Regions from separate parts of the Homo sapiens genome. Here regions 1 and 3 are each linked to region 2. Evidence: chromatin contacts called from ENCODE Hi-C data. All regions are on one chromosome and are shown on one strand. The core of a region is the stretch at or near the end of the contact, and the rest is flanking DNA. Distances in the headings are between cores, read along the strand shown. Region 1 has its middle 71 kb from the start of ZBTB20. Region 2 has its middle 110 kb from the start of GAP43. Region 3 has its middle 93 kb from the start of ZBTB20.

Region 1 (3,072 bases), core at 460-2,959, 290 kb before region 2:
GTTTGAACTAATTTACACTCCCATCACTGTTGTCTTATTTTAAGAAATTACCACAGCCACCCCAACCCTCAACAACCACCACCCTGATCAGTCAGCAGCCATTAGCATCAGGACAAGATCCCCCACCAGCAAAAGGATTACAACTCAGATGATTACTAGCATTTTTTAGTTAAGGTTTTTAGATGTAATTCCATTACACACTTAATGGGCTGTAGTATAGTGTAAACTAAACTGTTTTTTTTTTTTTTTTTTGAGATGGGGTCTCACTCTGCTACCCAGCCTGGAGTGTGGTGGCATGATCTTTGCTCACAGCAACCTTTGCCTCCTAGGCTCATGCCATCCTCCCACCTTAGCCTCCAGCGTAGCCAGGACCACAAGTGCACACCACCATGCCCGGCTAATTTTTGTATTTTTTGTAGAGACAGGGTTTTGTTATATTGCTCAGTCTGGTCTTGAATTCCTGGGCTCAAGCAATCTGCTCACCTTGGCCTCCCAAAATTCTGGTAATACGGGAGTGAGCCACCATGCCCGGCAGTGTAAACATGACTTTTATATGCACTGGGAAACAAAAAAATTCATGTGATTGCTTTATTGTGATATTCATCTTATTGCAATATTTTATTTATTATGGTGGTCTGGAATTAAACCCACAATATTTCTGAGGTATGCCTATGCATTAGTTTTGCTTGTTTTTGAGTGTTATGTCAATGGAATCATACAGTATGTTCTCTTTTGTGCCTAGTTTATTTCACTCAATGTTATGTCTTTACATAGTGTGACAAAGTTTTTTTCCTCTTGTTTAATTTTTATGTTTTAACTTCTATAACAGTTCAGTAATAGATGCATATAATTTATAAATAAGCCAGGGATGTGTGCATAAAAGTTTGCAGTTCTTGGGTTAAAGTATGGCACCATTTGTGTGAATGTCAACTTTAAATCCCAGATAGACTCATTAGCTTTTTAAAGAGAGAACTACTCACAACTACAGACTATGATGACCTCATCTAGGTATTTGTATTTAATAAACATTTATTTATGAGAACCCACTATGCACAAGTGTTTGTAGGCACTGTGAGAGTTACACAGGCAAAATAAAAAGATGTAGCTCGGTCTTTCAAGGAGTCTATCACTGGTGGGAGAAACAGTGCAGTAAACTCATATGATCACTCCAGACAGAATTGAGAATCTACAAAAGAGACACAACTAAAATGATATAGAAGCCTGGATGAAGGATGACCAATCTTCCAAGAAGCTAGAAAAGGCCCCTCGAGACTTGTACTAGATAAACTTTGAGCCCCTTTATACTTTCTAGCTTCCAATATTTAATCAGATTTCTCATTACAGACATAGGATCTTTATTCTCACTGTGCATTGCTTTATGTTTCAGGTTTATGGATACACGGTATATATTGTGCTCAGTCAAAAGGGGGCAGCATTCACCCTTCTTCTGAAAATCAGAGACCACTTTGGCCACATCTCTTTCTTTCTAGGAAAAGAATACTTTTACCAGATAGCGTTTCAGAACATAGATATAAATTTTAAGCCTCTTGTTTTAATTGTTTGTTTATAGAGATAGCAACTGATTTGCACCTTCATGTCACAGAGCCCAACATATTGCACAGGTATAAATGAAGTCAAGCTGTCTCTGTGCCCAGTTTCCCTTATTTCTGCCTTTGTCCCTTGATTGGGCGTGGCAGTCTTGCTCAGACTCAGATTGCTAAAGGGCGGTGGCTGAAATGAACAAAAGGAATCAGACCTTTACTCTTAGCCTGAGAAAAAGATTGCCAAGGGAAGCTTGGGGAGAAAGCGCAATGCTGAGTGGTTGCATCATTGTTTTGACTACCTAATGCTTTTTTTCTCTTCTGACTGTTTATCCTTTTTAAGCTTCTGTTTATAAGCATAACAATTATATGAAAGGTAAATAAGTTACATGCACTACAGGGATGTATGACTGTGCTCTGTCTTGGCGGCATTCATCTCTTTATTAGCCAAGTAACCTTTACAGTTTAAGTACTACACAGTTGCTGCAGTCCTTTTCTTGCTGACGCAGTAGTAGAGGCAGTGGTGGTGAAAACTGAGAGAGGTTTAATGCTGAAGGTCTCAGACTGTGTATCTCTATGTCTATGACCTCTAACCACCAGACCAGCAGATAACTGATTTCATTTTGTTAGTGAAACACTGATTTTAATTGCTGACTTATACAGCTTCCATGTTATACTTGATTGGTTTTGAGAAAATCAATGTTGATGGCCAAAATTCCAAATTAACTATTTCTTTCTAGATTTAATCATACTGTATACAGCCCTAAATTGCCCTCTAAGCGACTTAAAAAAAAATTGAAGAGTAGAGCTTTACCAAATGTCTCTGAATGATAAAGGAAGTTGACCCACCCTATAATTAGCTTTTGTAAATATCAAGTCAAAGGTCAGAGCAAAGGTCATCTGTTTTCTTTCTTTTGTGAAGAAAACAAGGGATTGTAGTCACTATGACTGATTTCAGAATAGTAGCTAAAGATGAAGTCATTGCTTTCTTTCAAAGCAGAAATTGTAAAATTAAATAATTTGGAATAATCACAGAAATAATTACATTAATATGAATAGCAAATAGCAGGTGATAATTTGTGTAGCATTTACAGATACTGTGACCCTTGGTTTTAGACCTTGTGCAGTGTTTTTCTCTGTCAGGTACATGATGCTGGGAGAGCAGCTCTCTAGGAGACCTCTGATGACATCATGTCACTGTCCTCTGAGGCCACAACACAGCTGCCATGCCACACACAGGCTCAAAACACACAGTGGGGCATAGCCAAAAAGTTCACAAAGTAAAGAAATGTCAACTTTCTACGTTTTAGCATTCATTTGCCTGCATTAACCAACATTGTGCAATATATAAAGTCTAAAGCCCATGTGAGAGATAAGACAGAATTATTTGCATTTCTGCTGAAATTAAGCATGATGAAGTAGAAACTTATTACTTTTAAAACCAAAAAATGAATCTAAATATGTGTGTATCAATCAAATGATGAGTTAGGACTTCCTCATGAACTGGAGAGGAAAATTAGATGACCAACTA
Region 2 (2,866 bases), core at 213-2,712:
AGATGGAGAGATTATCCTTGGATTATCCAGGTGTGCCCTGTGTAATCACAAAGATCCTTTAAAGAAGGAGGCTGGAGGGTCAGGACCAGAGAAGGAAATGTGACAACAGAGGCTGGAGGGATGCTATTGCTGGTTTTGAAGAAGAAAGGGTGCTGTGAGCCAAGAAATGCCAGCAGCTCCCAAGAGCCAGAAAAGGCAAGAAACTGATTCTTATCTTAGAGCATCCAAAAGGAACACAGCACTGCAGACACCTTGGTTTTAGACCAGTGAGACTTCTGACATCCTTTCAGAACTGTGAGATAAAGATAAATTTGTGTTGTTTTCAGCCAAAAACTTTGTGATAATTTACTATAGCACCAACAGGAAACTAGTACAAGAATCTTTAATATGTGAAGCAAAAAAACTGTAAGGGACAGCAAGTAATATCTTTTCTCTACCCATCAAAGGGTCACAGCTGACACTCCTATAACGAAGACAGATTAACAAGAGAAAAGCATAACAAATTTATTTAACCAAAGTTTTATGTGGCATGGCAGGCATCATAAATGAAGACCCAAAGACCCCAGGGAAAACTGGGTATTTTTATGGACAGCCATACAGAAGTGTGATTGGAGAACAAAAACCTATGTTCTAGTGGTAATAAAATGGGGGGAATTCAGCAAGTCCTGTTTATTCAAATTCTTCTTTGCTTCCAGGAATAGGGCAAGACCCCTCTTCTGGAATGGGGCCTTATGATGTACTTTCAGAAGAATTTTTTTATGACCATGCTTGAGAGGAGAAAGATGGGAGAAGGTCAGAGGAGTGACCGCCAAAGAAGAATGAGGATGAGAAGGGAAAATAAAGACTCTCTTACTCTGGAGGTGCAGAGTTTTCTTCAAGACATTAGGTGTAAGGCTATGGACAGAATAACTATAAACCACCGTCTCATGCGCATCCTTGTCTATGAAATGGGGTTCATAACGCCACCTTCGTGAGGATAAAATGAGGTAACATGTAAAATGGCTAGGAAAAAAAGACGAGTGCAAAGGTGTGGTTCTCTTGCCCGTTTTAAGTGCTTTCAGGAAGAATGTTTTGCTGCATGCAGTCCAGGGCGTGGCAGCTGCTTCGTTGCAACTAAACACTGGAAACTGGCTCCCCCAAATAATCTCCACATTAAGCTGAGATCTGTTGAGTACATGAAAAATTGAGAGGAGGAAGACCCTGACCCTGGGGTGTCTTGGACTACTTCTCCTCTGAATGTTCCTAGGCTAAAACCAAACATTTTTAATAGATAATCTGTTCCCTTAGCCCCTTCTGTTTCTACCTCGTCGCGTGCCCTCTCTGCCTAAACGCTCTCTCCTCCTCCCCAGGTTCATATTAATAAGGAGAAGGTCTCCCCGCAGCTCCTCTGGACCGAGCCACACCTCTGCCTGGGAATCCTGGGCTGGGGCTGCAGAAGCCCGCTGCGCGCCTCCTGGTTTCTATGGAGACCCTGCTTGATGTCAATGGCGGCTCCGGAGCGCAGGGAAACCTAAGCGTTTGTATTTAAATGAGGGAAAGTGGGGGAAGGGGAAGTAAAAGAGGAAGGGAACAGAAGAGAGGATGGTAGAGGTGAGCGGGCGGGTGTTGAACTCTGGGGACTAGAAAAATCCAGCTGCGTTACTCAGTCATCTCATGCTCGCGGAGAAATCAGAGGAAGCAGCAGCGGGCAGAGGGGTGTTTATTTCTTGCGTGAGAAATATCCGACTTCTTTCTGACATCCGGGAGTAAGGGACAGGCAACTAGGAATCCCTTTTCATGTGGCTGGCCCCTGGCTGATAGTGCTGCTCGATTTCATTTCCAAGAAGAAAGGGAGAGTTCTCTCTTTGCCCAGAGACTCAAGTCTTAAAGATTCATTGCTGCTATGGGAGGGGCCACGCCTCTATCTTTCACTCTCGACCCTTTCCCCTGCAGCATAACTAAATAGAAGCTCTGGAAAGACGGATTCGAAAAGTTCTGGGGTCTGGATTAACTGCTGTTTATTGGCTGACACCCTAGCAAGAGGCTGGGGGAGGAGTAGGAGGAGGTTGGGCAGAATGTATGCTATGATTGAATTGCACGAGGGTTCAGATGACGTCAGCTTGAATAAAGGTCTGACCTAGTGAATGTTAAATGTGGCTGAGTGACTGAATCCTTGGAAGGGATCGATGGCAGAAACCTCCATGAAAGGACCATGCCACTTCTTTAAAATATTAAGCATGTGATTCTGCTGATCTCCCCTGCAACTCCCAGAGCGCTGGTGGAATCTTAGCTTTCTGCTATAATCACTTGAACATTACTTACTGCCCTAGATAACTGCGGGTCACGTGGAGTTTGCACCAAAAAAGGAAGTCTTTGAAAAAAAGAAAAAGCCATTAATCAAAGTGCCTGCTAATCTTACAAAGTGAAAGCAATTCAATTTAATAAACACTTTCAGAGGACTACTTCGAGCCAAGTGTATGCAAAATGAGTGAGATGTTCTTTGCCTTCAAGGTGCATACATTCTGGCTGGGGAGGCGGATATGTTCACAAATGACTCATGGTGCCTGGCAGCAGGTAATATATACCATGGGAACTCCAAGGAAGGTGAAATTAATTAGATACAAGGAGGAGGGGAAAGCAGTTTATATTAGTTGCCTCTGAGGTCTAGACTTTTATAATAGATGCAGAGGAGAGAAGCGCAGGGAAAAGTTCTGCAGGGGTAGAATAGAAAAAGTTTAACCCAAATGCCTATTCCATATAAAATTCCAGTTCTGTAAAATTGTCAAGTGACAGAGCAAGCTAATTTTCCTATTTTTTCCCTCTCTGATGACGTATTGCTATTGCTGCAACTTATAGGAAACTCTGGCTTGGCTTCTATTCCATTTTT
Region 3 (2,902 bases), core at 135-2,634, 270 kb before region 2:
AAGGAAGCCATCCCTGAGAACTTCTCATGTCTGAACTCCAGGCTGAGTTGGGCTCTGGTTCTCCCTGCTCTCAGCACCCTAGGTTTATTTCTTATGGAAGTACTTATTACCCAGTACTGTCATTGTCTGGTTACTTACTGTGTTAGTCTGTTTTGTGCTGTTATAACAGAATACCTGAGACTGTGTAATTTATGTAGAACAGAAAATTATTTTCTCACAGGTCTGGAGCCTGATAAGTTCAAGATCAAGGCACCAAAATTTAGTGTCTGGTGAGGGTCTTCTTGCTGTGTCCTCCCATGGCAGAAAGCAAAAGGGCAAGAAAGCAAGTTAGCTGAACACCTTCTGAAGTCTCTTTTATAAGGGCTTTAATCTATTCATGATGGAGAAGCCCTCACCACCTAAACACCTCCCAAAAGGCCAACTTCCCAACACTGTTGCATTGGAAATTAAACTTCCAACACAAGAATTTTGGAGGACATATTCTGACCACAGCACATACCTAAATCTCCCACCTCACTCCGTGTGTTATGGAGACAGGAATTGTACTCAGAAATGTTTCTGGGAATAAGTAAGTGGAGCAATAAGATAGCTGTAAAGCAACTGGGACCATTTATATGAAGCAGCCAAGATACCCACAATAACTTGGAGAAACTGCTCTGGAAAAGTAGACATTAAGTCTCCATTGTTGGGGTTTCTGACAGCTGTGGCATGGTGGCATGGTACTACCATAGTTCTTCTACTCTAACACTTTCAAATACCCTTTTAGGTTTTTTCCCTAAGTTCTCCCTCTTTCCTTTTTCCCAGATAATCAATAGATGATTAAATGTCTATGTGAATTGCAACTGTCTGAGTTCATTGTGTTATTGTATTTTTTGTTAAATGGGTATAATTTGAAAACAAGACCTAGAAATACTGCCATACTTTATCTGGAGTCATCTTAGAAGATTATTATTATCAGCATAATTATCTACTTTCCATACAACTTGATTGTTCACATTATATATATTTTTGACTTGAGGTGGAAGGATGACAAAAGGGTCTCATTTAACCTTTTCTGTTTTTAAATAGAAGCAAGATTATTTCTAAAAGTCAATAAAGGATATCCCAGAGGAATTGAGGAAAAATGGGATGAGGACTTCAGTAAAACATACTTTGGTGACAAACATTTTGATATAAAATTTTGTAAAAGCACACACATCCTGATGGGAAGAGGATGAGTAATTTCTTTTTAATTCAGAGCAAGTGTTCTAATCTGGCTGAAATTCTGGGAAGTGCTGGAAATCCCCAAAGCAAAGTGCCAGATGCCATTTCTGGATCCTGGATACGTGGGCTTGGTTGCTAAGATGATGATGCCTCCTCCCCTTCACCACATTCAGCTGACGCCTGAGCGACAGGGAGTTGATGTACGCAGAGCACGGATCTAACAATGTCAACTGTGCTGACATCATCCTAGCTGTGCAGGGCTGATGGGAATTCAGAATATCAAACATCATATCAAGGGCAGTGAGCAGGTGTGACTCATTTCCCTGGAGAAGTGGGAGAGAGGAAGGGAGAGGGCAGGATTATCTCACACTGACACACACACAGCCTTTAGACTGAGCTATTTGCGTGGCTTATTTAAAAGCAGCAAAACAATGTTCTGTCTCTCTCTTCATTTTTCTACCGGAAACACTTTATATTCTAGTCCTATGTGTCTCAGCATAGAATCGAGCCTTTCAACATCATAGTGTATTAAAATACACATTATTTAGGATCATTACTTTTTATGTTACATAAACCCAACTATGAGAACAATTCAAACAAATAAATTTTATGTTTTTATTTTCTCTTCAGGTATCATCTAGTGAACTGTTCAGATGCAACTGAATTGAAAAGGAGCTGAACAAAAGATCCTGAGAGAGGTCTGATGAGACTGCTTTGGTATTACCAAATATATACAGCATTTCTGTATTCTAGCAGAGTATATTGCTTGGTACGAGAGAAGGGGTGCATGATAAATGCTCAATAATTGCTCCTTGGGTGAATAATACAAAAAGACTGTACGTTTGTAAGAATGAGCGTTAATATATAGATTCTCATGTATTTTATGGAGTTGATTATGTATCAGTTGACTTTAAGGGAAAATGGTAATAAGACTGGATACAATAACAATTGTGGTGTTAGTGAAGTTACTGGTTTCACAAGTCTCTTATCCATTGGAACATCTTATTAGAATGATTAGGCTAGGGCAATTAAATCAGAAAGGAGTGTACATCAAAACAGTAAACAAAACAAAACTAAACCCTTCTGCTTCCAAAGGCTTAGTGTTTAATAGCAATGAAAGAGGTACAGTGAACTGACATGGTTGTATTCTCTCCAAAATGACCCTAACGTGTCTTATCACTCTGAGAAGTACTAATTTATCTATGTCTTGTGTCAGCCATAACACAAGGAACAAAAGGACAAAAATTGTTGTTACCCTGTACTCAGTGCTAAAAAGTACCACTTATACTTCCATTTACTCTGTGTGTTTAGTAAAATGGCATATGTATGATAGATTGTGAAGCATATTGGAATCTATGTGTATTGGTTTTTATTGGTATAGCTTGAACAGCACAGAAACAGAAAGGTGTGTTTCAGCTCAATCTATAGGATACTACTTGTACAATACAGATGGTGTTGGAGGCAATAGGAGGGAAGAACATGAAAAGAGAGGAGTGACTTCTATAGAATTATATGTGCAATGACATAAAGAACTCCAAGTTCTTGCTATGAGATAATAAGTAAGTTGATAAGAGAGATGAAAGGATATTAGCATGTTCCTAGAAGGCATCTTAAATTTTGAAGACAGATGTTGAGATATGTAGAACAAATTTTCATTTCATTTTCTCTGCTTTGAAATTACTTGGTAAGGGATTATTCT

The links. Hi-C counts contacts between places; a loop is a spot of excess contacts on that map. Pooled maps may share reads with other maps.
Region 1: a loop to region 2 is called in a map of PC-3, with 3 times the contacts of the local background. The contact joins two enhancer-like sites. A Hi-C loop is called at or near these places in 4 of 168 maps with a recorded cell type or tissue (PC-3, ascending aorta, endothelial cell of umbilical vein and 1 more) and 10 of 50 pooled maps.
Region 3: a map of left cardiac atrium shows a loop between it and region 2 (3-fold over the local background). The contact joins two enhancer-like sites. A Hi-C loop is called at or near these places in 4 of 168 maps with a recorded cell type or tissue (PC-9, cardiac septum, endothelial cell of umbilical vein and 1 more) and 2 of 50 pooled maps.

Annotation. Positions count from the first base shown.
Region 1 is chr3:115,216,327-115,219,398 of GRCh38, forward strand. No RefSeq gene overlaps it. Among named protein-coding and RNA genes, the nearest start is that of ZBTB20, 71 kb to the left of the region's middle. RefSeq lists an enhancer at 1,157-3,056. Within about 2 kb of position 1,710, at least 3 of the 41 ENCODE cell types and tissues checked have a DNase peak (open chromatin) inside an H3K27ac peak, as active enhancers do.
Region 2 is chr3:115,511,214-115,514,079 of GRCh38, forward strand. No RefSeq gene overlaps it. Among named protein-coding and RNA genes, the nearest start is that of GAP43, 110 kb to the right of the region's middle. Within about 2 kb of position 1,463, at least 9 of the 41 ENCODE cell types and tissues checked have a DNase peak (open chromatin) inside an H3K27ac peak, as active enhancers do; they include endothelial cell of umbilical vein, where a contact is called at or near this core.
Region 3 is chr3:115,238,472-115,241,373 of GRCh38, forward strand. No RefSeq gene overlaps it. Among named protein-coding and RNA genes, the nearest start is that of ZBTB20, 93 kb to the left of the region's middle. RefSeq lists an enhancer at 817-2,016. Within about 2 kb of position 1,385, at least 12 of the 41 ENCODE cell types and tissues checked have a DNase peak (open chromatin) inside an H3K27ac peak, as active enhancers do; they include endothelial cell of umbilical vein, where a contact is called at or near this core.